Regions from separate parts of the Mus musculus genome. Here region 1 is linked to region 2. A link is a loop called in an ENCODE intact Hi-C map of the cell type or tissue named here. Cell type or tissue: gastrocnemius. All regions are shown on one strand. Each heading gives the region's core, and the rest is flanking DNA. Links, peaks and the distances in the headings are about the cores only.

Region 1 (2,917 bases), core at 177-2,676, 51 kb after region 2:
GTACTGTCTCTGCTTGTGTTCCTGCCCTTATTTGTCTTCATGCTGCACTGTAGTCTGGAAGATGAAATCAGTCCTTTCCTGCCCAGGTTGCTTTTGGTCAGTATTTTATCACAGCAGCAGAAAATCAGGCTAGAACAAACAGCTATTTGTGGTCTCTCCTCTGAGGACAGGAGAGCCCTCTCTGGTCTGGACCTATTATGTGTAGGCCAGAATAGCCACAAACTCACAGAGCTCTTCCTGCCTCTGACTCCCAGGTGACAGAATTAGAGAGGTGCTACCAAGCCCAGCTTGTGAAATTCCTCAAATGTGTAGTTGGTACAATTTTATAGGCTTTGAAATATTTAGTTTTTATTGTTGTACTTTTTGTCAGTGCACTATTGCAATGATGGAGCCCACGTAGTGCCATCTTGTCAACATCAAGAATATGCCACCGACTGTTCCTAGTTGGCTAATACTTGGTTTGGTGTGCCACTGGGTGATGCAATTGCCATGAAACTTTCAGTTGTACAGTAGGCTTCAATGCTCTATGATACTTACTTTAGGTTTATTCCATTATAAACATAGAATCACATGGCAGTATTTGATTTTAAGATTACCTCTAGTACTAAGTGTTAGAATGTGTGTGTAAAAAACTTGGAAGACTAGTATAAAATGCAACCTGTCAAGGATAACGCACCTCTCTTCCCATTTGTTTTCTAACTTTCAAGTGGCCTGCTTCATGGTGTTATGTAAGAAGTAACTGTTGGCATTGGTAGAATGCCAACACAAAAGCAGGCACTGGCCTCCTGTGAGCTGATTCTAGTTTCCTTGAGCTGACTCCAAGTAGTTTTCAGTAAACTGAAGCAGTTTTTTTGTTTTGTTTTGTTTTTTGCTTTAATACAGTTTTGCTGTGTAACCTAGGCTGACCTAGAACCACTATGTAACACAGTCTGACCTCCCCATCCAACTCACAGTCCGGTGTAACCCAAGCAAACTCACAATCCTATGTGTGCTTCCCTAATGCCGAGATTCTAGGCCAGAGACACTGCCCTTCTCACATCTGACTTGACTCCATATTGGTAATGACTTCAGTGGCTTGTAAGCTAAATTTCTTTGGGGTTTGCTGCTTACTAGCTATTAGGTATAAGAAGAGAAAGATGAAGTGGCCATACTGAAAGTGTCTTGTACCAGAGTGAGGCTAGAGAAGGAACAGATGTCTCTGAATGAGCAGATTTCCACTGGGCTTTTAAAATCCTAGCCCTGGAAGCTCCCATTTGGAGTGTGCGATCTAGATGTGTTCTGCTCTTGAAAACATAGATTGCATTTTATCACTGTTCTAGTTTAATTCTGTTGCTGTGATAAAATACCCTGACAGCAAGCCGCTTAGGGGAGAAGGGAGTTTGCTTGGCATGTAATTACAGTTACAGTCTATTGCTAAGGAGAAGTCAGGTCAGAAACACAAGTAGCTAATCACATTACTTCCTCCTCAGGAGCAGAGAGAAATGAGTGCCCCCTGCTGGCTGCCTTCTGCCTGCTTCTACTTAGCCAGCCTTTTCCCTCTTACACAGTTCAGGAACTAGCCCGTAAAAAGGTGCCACCCACTGCAGGCCAGGTTTTCCTACAACAATTAACAATGACACACAGTCCCCAGCCGACATGTTCATAGTCCAGTCTGATCTAGATAATTCCTCAACTGGGCCTTCCTTCTCAGGTGACTCTGGGTTGTGGCAAACTGACAATTAAAACACAGTCAATAAACAGCTTATCGTGGGATTTAAAATCTGATTTCTCACATTGTAGTTTATCAGTGTTTTCTTGCTCTTGTTTCCATAATTTGTTAACAGTTTTGTCTCATTCTGATTTAGAGTTAGTTACATTGTACTAAAGTAGCTACAGAACAGCCTTAGAGTGGGTCAGCAAGTAATTAGCAGAGAGGAACCAGTGCTCAAAGCTCTTACATTTCAGCCATGAGCTTAAGTCATCCATCTCCATCTCCTCTTGAATTGTGAATTTGAATTTTTTTTAAAAAGAAAAACACTCATGTTTTCTTCCTACTGAGAAAGTTTATTGACATAACCTCTAGTAATGTCAGTGTTACACACACGATCTGATTCATAATCTTTGTTTTGTTCTTTCTTAACTTTCTTAACTGCCAAGAATAGTCTCATTATTGAGAAAAGGTCTCCAGAATCAGTCAGAGAAAATGAATACTAACTACCAAACCTAACAGCTATTTAGTGACTGAGTTCTCTGTGAACTTAAAAGAACTGTGTTTGTTTATCCTGAAAGTCACTGGCAAAGGTTTAAAAGTAACGAATGAGATGGAAAGGAAAAGTGAAAACTTTCTGAAGTCTGAAATTTGTGGACTTGATCTTTGTTTTTGTTTTTTGTTTTGTTTTTCTTTCCTCTGTAGTTCTTAGAGAAATTTGATTTACATTCAAAAAGTGAATACTTCTTAGTTAGGAAAAGATTTCTTTTTTTTTTTTTTTTTTTTTTTCAATTTTATAGTCATCATTTATTATATACTACTTTATATTTACTTTTAGTGTCAATTAGGAATACATGGATTTAGTATCAATTTATACTGTAATCACTTGACATACAGAATGCTAATGTCTATGTAGACAATGTAAAAGTGGTTTGTTATTAATATTATGTATCCATATTTTCATCCCTTTTTTTTTCCATTTTTTATTAGGTATTTAACTCATTTACATTTCCAATGCTATACCAAAAGTCCCCCATATCCACCCACCCCCACTCCCCTGCCCACCCACTCCCCCTTTTTGGCCCTGGTATTCCCCTGTACTGGGGCATATAAAGTTTGCAAGTCCAATGGGCCTCTCTTTCCAGTGATGGCCGACTAGGCCATCTTTTGATATATATGCAGCTAGAGTCAAGAGCTCCGGGGTACTGGTTAGCTCATAATGTTGTTCCA
Region 2 (2,917 bases), core at 206-2,705:
GAGGCCAGCCTGGTCTACAGAGTGAGTTCCAGGATAATAGCCAGGGCTATACAGAGAAACCCTGTCTCGAAAAACAAACAAAAAATGACTTTACATGTACATACCTGTTTTGGAAAGAGCCCTGAGAATATGGGTCCTGGGAAAGTCTTTTGTATCAAAAGAAGTAGACCTAAACTTCATAACAATGAAAATGAATTGTAAAACAAAATAAGAACTTCCCAAAGCTATTGTTTTCATTGTTCCCCAAACAAAAAATTTAAAGTTTTTTTGTTTTTGTTTGTTTTGTATTGTTTTTTCTAGACAGGGTTTCTCTGTATAGCCCTGGCTGTCCTGGAACTCACTCTGTAGACCAGGCTGGCCTCGAACTCAGAAATCTGCCTGCCTCTGCCTCTCAAGTGCTGGGATTAAAGTGTGTGCTACCACCTCAAGCAAATTTCTTTTTAGGCAGTAGTTTCTGAGCTTTTCTGCACTCCACCTACAATCTAGTGTACTGGAAATGTTATAATTGTTAATCTCCTTGAACCAACAGGTGGATTCAATAACGAAAACAAAACAAAACAAAACAAAAAACCAAAGCAGGGTTGCGTTGTGGATGCCGCCCACAATTCTCAAGGGAACTAAAGCTGAAATACCAAATGTCACGTTTGCAAGGATCTCCTCCCAGCGCACCTTCTTCTCCCCACTTCTTCCCACTTCTCCCTCTGCAATGGGAGAACCTTTCTGAGGCACTGGAGTGAAAACACCACTGAAACACAACGTGGGAGAAAGAAAAGTTTCCTCCAGGCTCTAGGCGATCAGATGTTCCTTAGGACCAGCGTGTGACCCAGGCTGTGAGAGGGCCCGTGACTGGAGCCACTCTGTGGCGTGCAAGCATGACTGCTGTGGCAGCTTGCAAATGACATCCTGAGCACCGTGGACTCATTGTTTGGAAATTCTGATATGGCTTCTGCATTGTAAGGGGCTGTCAAGTAAAAGACAGCCTCCCCCCCCCCCAATTTTTATTAGGTATTTTCTTCATTTACATTTTCAAATGCTATCCCAAAAGTCTCCCATATCTCTTCCCCGCCGCTCCCCTTCCCACTCACTTCTACTTCCTGGCCCTGTACTGGGGCATATAAAGTTTGCAAGACCAAGGGGCCTCTCTTCCCTATGATGGCTGACTAGGCCATCTTCTGCTACATATGCAGCTAGAGACACGAGCTCTGGGGGTACTGGTTAGTTCATATTGTTGTTCCACCTATAGGGTTGCAGACCCCTTTAGCTCCTTGGGTAATTAATTGTTACTGTTCAGGATAGTCCCTAGGCGAGGAAAACTTAAGTCCATCAAAGCTCAGGAGGCCAGCAGAGGGCGCCAGATGGACAAGTTCACCAAGGACCGGCTAGCGCAAGTATGGGTCACTTGGGTTCTGCAGTATGCAGAGAAGGTAGAACTTCATCAAACCACAAGGGAAACTCAGCACCTGCCACGTTTCTGTTTGCTGCCCGAGCTATCATAGGCTTCGGGTACAAGAATACTTTATAACATAAAGTTATTATTATTATTTTTAAAGATTTATTTTTTGATTATATGTAAGTACACTTCAGACACACCAGAAGAGGGAGTCAGATCTTGTTACGGATGGTTGTGAGCCACCATGTGGTTGCTGGGATTTGAACTCAGGACCTTTGGAAGAGCAGTCGGGTGCTCTTACCTGCTGAGCCATCTCACCAGCCCTAAAGTTATCATTTTACTTAGAAATTAGTTCATGAAGGACAGTATCTTCTAGTCTGTACCAATAAATTCTTGGATGTAAACAGTTATAAATATGAGTGAACTAATTTTGCATAAGAGGCACAGCCTTTCATTTGACAGTGAAAATAACATTCCTTCCATTATTAATTTACCAAATATTTTAAAAATGACTATAATATAAGCATTCTCAGCAGGGCAAGCGGCAGTTATAAGTATTAACAATAGTGTAAATGCAATAGCTTATTGATTGTTTAACAGAAAAAATATATATAAAAATCATCAGATCGAGGCAGCTGTATTTGGTTTATGGTTCTGTTAGTAGGGGAGGATAGAGTTGTGGCAAATGAATAGGGATACAATGAAAAGAGCTGGTTTCGTGGTGTGTGGGGGGGCGGAGAGGAAGGCTAGGGTTTTATAGTCAGTCAGAATGAAGAACTGGTCTAGAAAAGTCTAAGAACAAAAGTGATACAGATCTTTCTCCGCAGCGTCAAGGTTGATCTCTGCCAGGAATAACCAAGAGGTTCTCTGTGATGGTGAGAAAGGATAGCACGATTGCACGATGACTTGAAAAGGTAAAGCCACCCGATCACCGTGAAACAACTCATTGCTGGGACATTTACTGAGTAGCTAGATGCTAGAGACATGAAATGATCAGGATACAAGTCATGCCCCTGATTATTTTGGGCAGAGGACACATACACCTGAAAGAGAGGAGGGGGGAGGAGGAAGAAGAAGAAGAAGAGGAAGAGGAGGAGGAGGAGGCAGAGGAGCGTGTGATAGAATGAGCATAATGTCACAGCACTCTTTGTTGCTGGAATTCTAAATTAAAGAGACAGGAAACTGAGGAAAAAGCTCTGCCGGAACTTCAATTTCACCCATGTGCCACTCCTTTATTTAGCTCCTAAGGATCCAGGACCATGCTTATTGTGCTTGCTCTCAAGGGCCTGGCAGATGGTGACTGGACATGGAACAGGCAGATCCAATGGTGGGTTTAATTAAATATACTCAAGGCAGATGGTGTTGCTAAAGACAGACTGATTGGTTGTATGTGGGCGTGTGAGGGACGGATTCACGAGGGAGGTGAGTTTCGAGAGACATGGAGATGTCTGTGAAGTAGATTGTGACGAGTATCAAAGAAGGGAATTTAACCCTGATAGCAAGAGTAGGGAAAAGCAGACTTCAAAG

Evidence for each region. Peaks named below come from ENCODE experiments on the same cell type or tissue, not always from the same donor. Only the 100,000 strongest peaks of a DNase experiment are listed, where the experiment ranks them.
Region 1: a loop joins it to region 2, with 2.2 times the contacts of the local background. A loop is called at or near these places in 7 of 42 quality-filtered maps.

The regions. Positions count from the first base shown.
Region 1 is chr4:105,069,782-105,072,698 of GRCm38, reverse strand. All of the region lies in intron 2 of Prkaa2 (protein kinase, AMP-activated, alpha 2 catalytic subunit), which reads left to right. Among named protein-coding and RNA genes, the nearest start is that of Gm36893, 39 kb to the left of the region's middle. In gastrocnemius, for the core only: a CTCF peak has its summit at 1,487 (motif pointing left); a DNase peak (open chromatin) is centred at 1,493; H3K27ac peaks cover 2,058 bases.
Region 2 is chr4:105,121,101-105,124,017 of GRCm38, reverse strand. No RefSeq gene overlaps it. Among named protein-coding and RNA genes, the nearest start is that of Prkaa2, 13 kb to the right of the region's middle. In gastrocnemius, for the core only: a CTCF peak has its summit at 1,346 (motif pointing right); a DNase peak (open chromatin) is centred at 1,350.